Linked DNA regions of Homo sapiens: region 2 is linked to region 1. Evidence: chromatin loops called from intact Hi-C (ENCODE). Cell type or tissue: GM12878. All regions are shown on one strand. Links, peaks and the distances in the headings refer to the core of each region. The heading gives the core; the rest is flanking DNA.

The links. A loop is a pair of places that touch in the nucleus more often than their neighbours do. Peaks named below come from ENCODE experiments on the same cell type or tissue, not always from the same donor. Only the 100,000 strongest peaks of a DNase experiment are listed, where the experiment ranks them.
Region 2: a loop joins it to region 1, with 6 times the contacts of the local background. A loop is called at or near these places in 21 of 110 quality-filtered maps.

Annotation. Positions count from the first base shown.
Region 1 is chrX:119,617,322-119,622,697 of GRCh38, forward strand. It overlaps SEPTIN6 (septin 6), which reads right to left. Exons shown (of 11, transcript NM_145799.4): 11 at 1-2,730. Among named protein-coding and RNA genes, the nearest start is that of NKRF, 14 kb to the left of the region's middle. In GM12878, for the core only: a CTCF peak has its summit at 2,934 (motif pointing right); a DNase peak (open chromatin) is centred at 668; H3K4me3 peaks cover 746 bases; H3K27ac peaks cover 2,850 bases.
Region 2 is chrX:119,513,948-119,519,323 of GRCh38, forward strand. No RefSeq gene overlaps it. Among named protein-coding and RNA genes, the nearest start is that of SLC25A5-AS1, 48 kb to the left of the region's middle. In GM12878, for the core only: a CTCF peak has its summit at 2,490; a DNase peak (open chromatin) is centred at 2,534.

The DNA of each region.
Region 1 (5,376 bases), core at 96-5,095:
GAAAAGCTACCCAATGAAATACACATTTTAATAGGTTGATCAACTTTTTAATTTATGTTCACTCATGGGTTCGATTTTTGTTCACCAAACTTCCCTGATTATAAGGGTCACCTAGGGCACCTGTTACACACAGTCTCCTGGACCCCGTTCCAGCCTTGCAGCATCACTGGGTCATTGGGTTAAGGAGCTGGCCCGGCATGCCTTCGTTTTGCCAGCCCTCACCCAATCCATCTTCAGATGTTTTTCTGTGGAAAAAAACCTCGAGGGTCTTCTAATACTAACTAGTCAGTTACTCTGAACATCAAAAGACCTCGTATCCAGGAATGTAACGTATATAAACAGATTGAATCCCTTTGTGAAACTGATTGGGAGTCAGGAGGCATGAAAATTAGTCTGGCTTCTGCCTCGAAACAGAAGTGGGACCTCGGTCAAGTCCCTTCCCTTCTCTGGGCCTTCATTTCCCCTTACGGAGTAAGTAGGTTATATCGTCTTACTGACTAAAATGTCTCCCTTAATATAAAACTCCTCCTTAGTTTCTGAAGGTCTCTCCAAGGCTGTGTGGGTCTAATACTTTTGAATTATTCAGAGCTTCTCAAGCCTTAACTAGTTAATCTGTACACAAATGCAAATGAGGGCGCCTCCGGTTTGTAATGCAAATAATTACCGGGCGGCGGTGTGGGGAAGTGGTGGTTACCGGTTGGTTGTTTAAGCGTGAATTTCTGGGAAAGCAGCTCTGAAGCTGGACATAGAATCATCAAAGTTGCAAATATGAAGCCTTTCCCAAGGAGACCTGACAGGCCTAACTCAGCATCTCTCTGAGCTACTGGCTGAGTATCTGAGCAGATTTTTTTTTTTTTTTTTTTGGTCGTTGGTTTGTTTCTACCTCCAAGCATATGGTCTTCAAAAAAATACTCCACTGTAACTTGAATTTTCCCAAGAAACTGGCTTGTGCTTTGGCAGCATCACCTTCATACTTGCTCTGGTCACTCACCAATCAATAGAGCACCAAACCTACACAGCAAACCTATATTCTTGCTTTGTCAACAAGAAAAGTGCGTGCATATGTTTGCTTTTCATTTTTTTCTTTTTGCTTCCTATTATGATCTATAATTGAAGTGAGAAATCCCCTTCCCCTTCTCAATACTTCAAAAAGGCCTGGAAATTTGGCATAACCTTGTTTGACTGTGTGCTTTGAAAGTAAGTGATCAAAAAAAGAAACTCTAAAAAAAAAATAGAAGTAGGTGGTCATGGTCAGTGCCAGTGGGGCTGGGAGGCAGGAGCAAGTTGCGGAACTCAAAAAGAAGAAGTGAGCTTGAAGTACATGGCAGGATAGGGGTGGGGGGCCTCGCTGCCTGGCACCCCAAAGGAAAGCTGTCAGTTAAAATAGGAACCTCGGCTTAAAAGGCTAAATGGAGTCCAGTCCAGCTGTAGCGGGGAATACTATTCAGTACACAGCCATGGATTACTGCAAAGGAAGGGCAGAGAGACGGCATGTTAGCCACAGATCATTGCCAGGTCAACTCCATCTCTCACACTGTCACTGGCCAAACACCAAAGGCCACTGTGCCTCATAACCCTGACAAGGGAGGGCTCTCTACTTCACAGAGGTTCCCAAAGCCACTATCAGATGGGACCCATGATAAAAACTTAGGGCTGGAATATTTTTAAACTCTCAACTCCTTAAATTGGAAAGAAAGTTAAGGGCCTTTTCTTCTCTCCGGCCGAGTCTCATCTCTTCTTATTGGGGGATGCATGCAAAATGCATGTTAAAAATCATCATGACATTCACCAAATGAACTAGAAGACTCATCAGAGCAAACCCCCAAACACTTGATTCTTTTGACAGCTCAGTTTTCCAGCCTACAAAGTGGGATTTATTATTCCTGCTACTGGCCTCACCTTATTGGGACAGTATGGAGCCCTTCCGGAAATTACCCCCCGAGATGCTGAAATACCTCACAAGAAGAATTCGGTAAGGCTATCATTCAAGACTCTAGGCTGGTAATAATATTCAGGTTTATTCTCCCTTTTGCATCTGTGGGATACCCAGAGTTAGAGAGAGGGGAAACGTCTGCTATTTTCTTCAGCAGTTGTGTTTTATGGGAAGGGCTTGGTGTAAATAAATGCGTTGCCGATTTTGAGCACAGCTTGAGTGCAGTTACTTCGAGTGAATGAAAACTGGAAAGGGCTGGACTCAAAGGTTAGAAGGAAAAGGCGCCAAAGGCTGTCCTTTTGAAACCCTCTAAGAAATGGCTGTGGCTCCTGAGGATGAGGGTGGGGTGGACCAGGGAGGACTAGTGACTGGGATACAGGAGACCAAGGGGACAGCTGTGCTGATCGGTGGTTACCCAGCCATGGTGGTTGCAAATACCTCAGGGAAACTAACAGCAACCAGAACTGGAACAGGGGAGCTGGTGGGAAAGAGTAGCAGATGGGCCCCCTGACCATGTCACACCTCTGGCAAAGATGTGGGGGAAGACAGGGGGGATGGCTGGGGGTGCTGGGAGGGGGACTGGGATGCAGGATGCATCTGCGAGCCACATGACTGTTGGCTTCTTGACCAGCGGCCAGACATCACCCTCAGATTCTCAGGTTTCTATAAACCTTGGCAGGAAGAGAGGAGAGGGCGCGGGTTGGATTGTATGCCCCCCAGGCATGTTAAGGGGGAAATTAGAGAAAGGGAGGCCCAGCTCTGTTGCGCAGGAAAAGGGTGTCTACAGGAAGCCCAAACTGAAAATGAAAAGAGAAGCTGAGTTAATGAATGGATAGATTAATGTACCAAAAAAAAAAAAAAGTCAGAAGAAAATTAAGTAATGAGGACTAATGGCTAAATTAGAATATAGCTATGTTAGATGGTCTTAAGGTCTTATTGCATTGGCTCCGGGGAACATGCTTTCTCTCTCATACACTCCACACACACTCCCACATGATGGCAGCAGTGGCATTAGCCAGCAAAATAATGATCAACAACCACAAAAATACATTTTATCTTTCTTTCTTTTTTTTTTTTTTTTTGAGACAGAGTCTTGCTCTGTCACCCAGGCTGGAGTGCAGTGGTGCGATCTCGGCTCGCTGCAAGCTCTGCCTCCCGGGTTCACGCCATTCTCCTGCCTCAGCCTCCCCAGCAGCTGGGACTACAGGAGCCCGCCGCCACACCCGGCTAATTTTTTTGTATTTTTAGTAGAGACGGGGTTTCACCGTGTTAGCCAGGATGGTCTCGATCTCCTGACCTCATGATCTGCCCGCCTTGGCCTCCCAAAGTGCTGGGATTACAGGCGTGAGCCACTGCACCCGGCTCTTTTTTGTTGTTGTTGTTGAGATGGAGTTTTGGTCTTTTGCCCAGGCTGGAGTGCAGTGGCCGTGATCTTGGCTCACTGCAACCTCCATCTTCCAATTTCAAGCGATTCTCCTGCCTCAGCCTCCTGAGTATCTGGGATTACAGGCGCCTGCCACCACGCTCGGCTAATTTTTGTATTTTTAGTAGCGACGGGGGTTTCATCATGTTGGCCAGGCTGGTCTCGAACTCCTGACCTCAAGTGATCCACCCGCCTCAGCCTCCCAAAGTGCTGGGATTACTGGCGTGAGGCACTGAGCCCGGCCTATCTCTTCTTAATGACTAGGTCCTGACTAGTGTCCCCCACCACCCACCCCCAGCACCACCACCCACCCCCAGCACCACCACCCAATACCTTGTACAGGAATACCTTCCACAAATCTCTAAGTGGCCTCAGGCCACTGGATAGAGCCCCAGGCTCTAGCCACTGCATTTCCTGTCCCATTGGGAAAGTAGAGGAGGCTGAGGTTTCACCCCAGGAGATCCTTAGAGCTGTCCTAGTCAGCTAACTGGTACTCTGGGGCAAGACCTGTTTGCAGAGCATATGGGGATGATTGCAGAACTCTGTTCTAGGGTCCAGACCACAGTTACCTGAAAATGTGAACTATGGAAACCCATCATTGGTTTGTGCTTAAATAATACTTTGACCTCTCTTCCATGTAAATTTCATTCCTGTGACATAAATACAGCAAGTAGAACTGATCCCCATTTCATATGAGTAGACCAAGAAACACAGAGAAGTCAACAGACTTGCCTGTGGCTGCAAAGAGTCACAGCTGGGCCCAGAGCTGGTGTGTGTGTGTGTGTGTGTGTGTGTGTGTGTGTGTGTGTGTGTGTGTATTTTTATTTCTTTTGAGATGGAGTCTTGCTCTGTCACCCAGGCTGGAGTGCAATGGTGCGATCTTGGCTCACTGCAACCGCCGCCTCTGGGGTTCAAGCAATTCTCCTGCCTCAGCCTCCCAAGTAGCTGGGATTATAGGCACCCGCCACCATGCCCAGCTAATTTTTGTATTTTTAGTAGAGACAGGGTTTCACCATGTTGGCCAGGCTGGTATTGAACTCCTGACCTCGGGTGATCCTCCTGCCTCGGCCTTCCAAAGTGCTGGGATTACAGGCGTGAGCCATCATGCCCAGCCAACTCTCTTAAAAAAAAAAAAAAAAAATAGAGAGATAGGGTTTCACCATGCTGCCCAGGCTGGTCTCCAACTCCTGGGCTCAAGTGATCCTCCCACCTCAGCCTCCCAAAGTGCTAGGATTACATAAGTGAGCCACCTCGCCCAGCTTCCATTTACTCATCTTGCAAACTGGGGATTATTCCTTCTCTACCTCACAGACCTGTTGTAAGTATAAAATGAGATACTATACAAAAGACAAAAACAAAAACAAAACAACAACAACAAAAAAAAACACTTTGGAAAGTAATAAAAGCTATACAAATGCTCATATCTTATTTTTATTCTTTGTCTACTTCCTAGGGGAAGAGTAATCTAAAAAACACTGCAATGGCCTATGTTCTAGGTTTCATGGGAAGGCTGACGTATTTTGATGTGTGTATACTATCCATATACTGTGCACTCCTAAGGACCAATAATGATTGAGGTAGAGTATCTGCAACGATGTAGGGGGTCACAAAGGAATCGCTTTTACAAATGCAGAGAGCTATAAGTAGTGCCTCAAGCAATTTCAAAATGTGGAGGCACAGTAAGCCTCACTCTGCCTGCATTCTAGGTGGCCTTCGTGATCCACCCCTTGAATGAGGGCTTTGAGGAGGGGGCGGGTTGCCTTTGCTGCTTTCAGATCCTGGGGAGCCAAAGCCTCCCCTGACTCGTTGGTCTGAAATTGCTTTCGTGGTCTGCCAGGGAGAATCCTGCCAGGAAGAGCCAACCTACTTGGGGTTGGGGTTGGCTGTTCCAGCTGTTTACCAATTGCCTCTCACTTGTAAAGTGTAGCTTTAATTATAGTTTTGCCAGAATTCATTTTAGGAATGGCCACTAACAATGATTTACTTGGGGAAACCTGTAAGCAACTGTGTCAAGCCACGT
Region 2 (5,376 bases), core at 172-5,171, 100 kb before region 1:
GAGAGGCACTGGATAGGCTGCAAGAGATCCAGTGGATGTCTGTAAAGAGGAGAGGAAGTGCGAGGGCCTAAGTCAACCTCAGAGAGTCAGGGACACTTGTAAAGACACCTGAAGATTAAATAAGGGGTGGGGGAGGGAAGAGTAACCAGGGAGGAACAAGGCAGCTTTGCAGAGAGAAGAACATATGCAAAGGAGGCCCCAAGACATGACAAAATGAAGCATGTTCAAAGCACTTCAAGTAGCCCAGTTGTGCTAGAATATAAAGTGCTAGATGGGGCGGGGGCGATGGAACCAGACAGGCAAGGGCCACATGAGAGGGGTGCCAATTGAAGGGGTTTTTATTCAATACTTCATCATTTATTAAATAGTTCAGCCACAGGCACGGTGGCTTACGCCTGTAATCCCAGCACTTTGGGAGGCTGAGGTGAGTGGATCGTCTGAGGCCAGGAGTTTGAGAGCAGCCTGGTCAACATGGCGAAACGCCTCTCTACAAATATACAAAAATTAGCCGGGCGTGGTGGTAGGCTCCTGTCGTCCCAGCTACTCTGGTGGCTGAGGCATGTGAATCGCCTGAACCCAGGACACAGAGGTTGCAGTGAGCCAAGATCGCACCACTGCACTCCAGCCTGGGCAACAAAGTGAGACTCCGTCTCAAAAATAAATAGATAAATAAATAAATAAAGGCAACAGGGGGCCACTGGGGCATCTTAAACAGAAGAATGCCATGATCCAAATTACATTTTTTTTTGAGATGGAGTCTTGCTATGTTGCTCAGGTCAGCCTTGGCATCCTGGGCTCAAGATATCCTCCTGCCTCAGCCTCCTGAGTAGCTGGAACTACAGGCACGTGCCACCAAATTACTTTGGTTGTTGGGAAGTAAGTAAGAAGGGAGAGAGATTGTGCTGAGAGAAATCTGTTTTCTGGCTTGAGTAACCAGATACACAGTAGCATTCACTGAATCCGGGAACACAGGGAGGACCCAGTTTGAAGCAGGGAATGAAGACAAGAGCCATTGTGAATACACTGGGTTTGAGATACCTGTAAGACACGAACGTAGGGTGTCTAATAGTCGGATATAAAAGTGTTTCATGGGTAGGGCACAGTGGCTCACACCTGTAATCCCAGTGCATTGGGAGGCAGAGCGGGGAGGATTGCCTGAAGCCGGAAATTTGGGGCTGTAGCAGGCAATGATCACACCATTACACTCCAGCCTCTGTGCTCCAAGCTGGGTGACAGAGCAAGACCCTGTCTCAAATAAATAAATAAAGTAAGTAAAATAAAAAAATAAAGTGGGTGAGGGCCAGATGCAGTGGCTCACGCCTGTAATCCCAGCACTTGGGGAGGCCCAGGCGGGTGGATCACTTGAGGTCAGGAGTTCGAGACCAGCCTGGCCAACATGGCGAAACCCCGTCTCTACCAAAAAATACAAAAATTAGCCAGGCGTGGTGATGGACACCTGTAGTCACAGCTACTCAGGAGGGTGAGGCAGGAGAAGCACTTGAACCCAGGAGGCGGAGGCTGCAATGAGCCGAGATTGCACCACTGCACTCCAGCGTGGACAATAGAGTGAGGAAACAAGAAAAAAAGAAAGAAAGAAAGAAAGAAAGAGGGGGAGAGAGAGGGAGGGAGGGAGGAAGGGAGGGAGGAAGGAAGGAAGGAAGGAAAAGAAAGAAAAGAAAGTGGGAGAGGGCCAAGTGTCCTAGAAATGAAGGGAAGAGGGGATGGCCATCGGAGCCACACTCACATAGAAGTCAAATAAGACAGGGCTGAAAAAGGAGAACCATTTCAGCAGTGATGGAGACCGAAGCAAGATCACAGTAGGCCTCTTCAAGAAGCTTAGACTGTGAAGGGGAGGAAAGAATGAAAGCTAGAAGTAGGCTCTGTGTCAAAGGTTTTTGTTGAAGGCATTAGTTCAAATGTACATGCTGAGGAGGAGAGATGGAGAAAGAGGGGAAGGTTGAGGCTTCAGGAAAGAGAGGAGGTAAGTAATAGAGCAAAGTCCAAGGGGAAGTGAGGAGGACTGAACTGAATACATGGGGGAGGTGGGTGTCAGCCTGGGGCAGGAGGAGGGAGTTAGGGGAGGGGGAGAGGGTGGTGCAGGTTGGATTTGCTGAGCAGACTCTGAGATGGAGATTAGCATGCAGGAGGTTTCTTAGGGAGTACTCTTGGGATCATCACGCGTGGAAAGGAAGGAATGGAAGCAGGACTGGAGAAAGGAGACATTGGGCTGCAATGCAGATTCAACAAAGGCCTCAGCCAGACCTATGGGAAGCTCTGAAGCTAAGAGTGGAGACAAGGGGGCCAGGCCTTTATATCCCCACATCAGTCATTCATTGGACACAGGCTGTCCTGGGAAGGAGGCATGCCCTTGGGCAAAGTGGGTTTCTTCAGCTGAGGCTGTCCCCAAAGGGGTCCACCAGCTGAGGGCTCTCTACTGTTAGGCACTGAGTCTTTCTGTTGTGAAGATCAGGGAAGCACATTGCAGTGTCTCCTATAGAGAGGAAGGGGGCGCTATTGCATTTGAGTTGAATCTGCAGCCCAGTTGGTGTGAGGCTGAAGTTCACGCTGTTGGCTTCAATTTTGCTCCGTGAAGATGGAAACCAATCTTTCTGATGAAAAGGGGGCTAGCTGGGGTTGGGGGCTAGAGGAGAGTGAAATGATGATGAAATGGCTGCTTCAGGACACTGAAGATGCGCTGACCAGGGACATACAATAGGATTGCCAAGCGATGTTAGGGTCTTAGTTGAAACTAAAAAAATCATTTTAGCAGGCCCAAACAGTGTCGCGATTTCAAGGCTCTGTCATTCTTGGTCACTTGGATATCTGTCCTTCCTCCTATGGATTTTTGTTAGTTTTTATGAGGAAATGTCTATATTATTTAGAGGAGAATATTTTGTGAGACCGTGTTCCTAAATTCTGCAACTTTTTACCTAAACTACTTCCTGAACCAGGCCTAAATTCAAGGCCTTCAGTATATAATTACAATTTTCGCTACAACAATCGTTGCTGATGCTAATGATGACAATCTTGCTAGTGGCAAACAAAACTGTGTGGATATTAAAATATTATAAACCAATTAGAAAATGACTTCAGGCCTGACAATAAAGAAGATAAACACTTGTCTACAAGTAGACAAATAAAAATCAGGATTAAATCTAATTAGCAGGCAAATACAAAATGTAGAAAATTACAAAGGAAAACGAAATTTGAAGCTTCAAGGAAAAAAAACACTGCTATAATAACGAAATATAGAACAGGTGGTTCATCAGGTACTAGAGTGACAATAGACAAGTACACCGTCCAATTAAACAATCGGCTTTTAAAATCCATACAGGAATTATGTGGATGATCATTCAAAAACAATGTCTCACTGTTCTGTGAAGAAAGGGTCCCCCACATGAGGGGGAGCAGTTATAATGAGAATTCACTAGGCCTAAAGTGTAGGCTAGGTAACCAACCGTGCCTTGCTCACGAAACCAGCTTGTTATTCCAGAGTAACTATGAGCAAGCAACAACCATGTTCATAGTAGCAGTAGCAATACGGTTCTTTCGTTTTGTTTTTTTTTGAGACGGAGTTTCACCTCTTGCCGCCCAGGCTGGAGTGCAATGGTGCGATCTTGGCTCACTGCAACCTCCGCCTCCTGGGTTCAAGTGATTCTTGTGCCTCAGCCTCCTGAGAAGCCAGGATTACAGGCGCCTGCCACCACGCCCAGCTACTTTTTGTATTTTTAGTAGAGACAGGGTTTACCGTGTTGGCTGGGCTTGTCTCGAACTCCTGACCTCAGGTGATCCGCCTGCCTCAGCCTCCCAAAGTGCTGGGATTACAGGAATGAGCCACCACGCCCGGCCAGCAATACAGTTCTTAGGGGAAAAAATGAAATGTCCAGTTCAAGAATAAAATCAACATTCATGATGGGGCCTCACTCGGCCTCCCTGCACAGATTTGTCACCGAACATACATTTCAACAAAGGCTTTGGTGCCCAAGTGACTTCAATTGTAGAAATTTTAGGACATAAAGGATGGAAGACCTATAGGGAAACTCTTTAGGAGGAATTAACCAGGTGTACCTTAAAATCACTCTAGGGCCGGGTGCAGTGGCTCACGCCTATAATTCCAGCACTTTGGGAGGCCGACATGGGTGGATCACTTGAGGCCAGGAGTTCGAGACCAGCCTGGCCAACATGGCGAAACTCCATCTCTACTAAAAATACAAAAATTAGCCAGGCGTGGTGGTGCACCCCTGTAATCCCAGCTACTCGGGAGGCTGAGGTGGGAGTATCGCTTGAACCCAGGAGGCAGAGGTTGCAGTGAGTCAAAATCATGCTACTAATTAGGAGATATACCTAATGTAAATGACGAGTTAATGGGTGCAGCACACCAACATGGCACATGTATACATATGTAACAAACCTGCATGCTGTGCACATGTACCCTAGAACTTAAAGTATAATAATAAAAAAAAAATCATGCTACTGCACTCCAGCCTGGACTACAGAGTGAGACTCTGTCTCAAAAAAAAATAAAAATCACTCTAGATATGAGGGGAGTCGGTACTCTTTCCAGCCCAACTTTAGAGAACAGCTGGAGATACCCACAGCCTCCAACGGTGGAACACTTCCAGCAAGTATAATCTTACAGCTCTTTTCTACCAGCCTGCCTGACCACGAGGCACTAATCCCAGGAGCTCCAACTACTGTTCCCCAGTCCTTTACCCCCTATCTCAGAAAGACACACATGTACTGTCAACTTAAATAACAGAAAGAGACTCTCTAATAGAAAATGACATTTATTCGGGAATAGGGCATTGCAATGGGAATAATAACACCATAGTAAACTATGTGCATATTCAGGGAGGTAAAGGAAGACAAAGGCTTTTAAAGGAAAAATGGGCCAGGCGTGATGGCTCACGCCTGTAATCCCAACACTTTGGGAGGCCGAGGCGGGCAGATCACCTGAGGTCAGGAGTTCTAGACCAGCCTGACCAACATGGAGAAATCCCGTCTCTACTAAAAATACAAAATTAGCTGGGCATGGTGGCGCATGCCTGTAATCCCAGCTACTTGGGAGGCTGAGGCAGGAGAATCGCTTGAACCTGGGAGGTGGAGGTTGCGGTGAGCCAAGATCACGCCATTGCACTCCAGCCTGGGCAACAAGAGCGAAACTCCATCTCAAAAAAAAAAAAGGAAAAATGAGGATTATATAATTGTTTTTGAAATGATTATCCTTGGCTACAAAGATCAATAACAAGGGTGATGCCAGTCTGAGGCTGGACAGGCAGTTGCTGGGCAGATGTCCTTGCAGAAGTTTTTTTTTGTTATTTTGTGTGTGTGTGTCTGTGTGTGTGTGTGTGTTTTTTTTTTTTTTTTTTTTTTTTG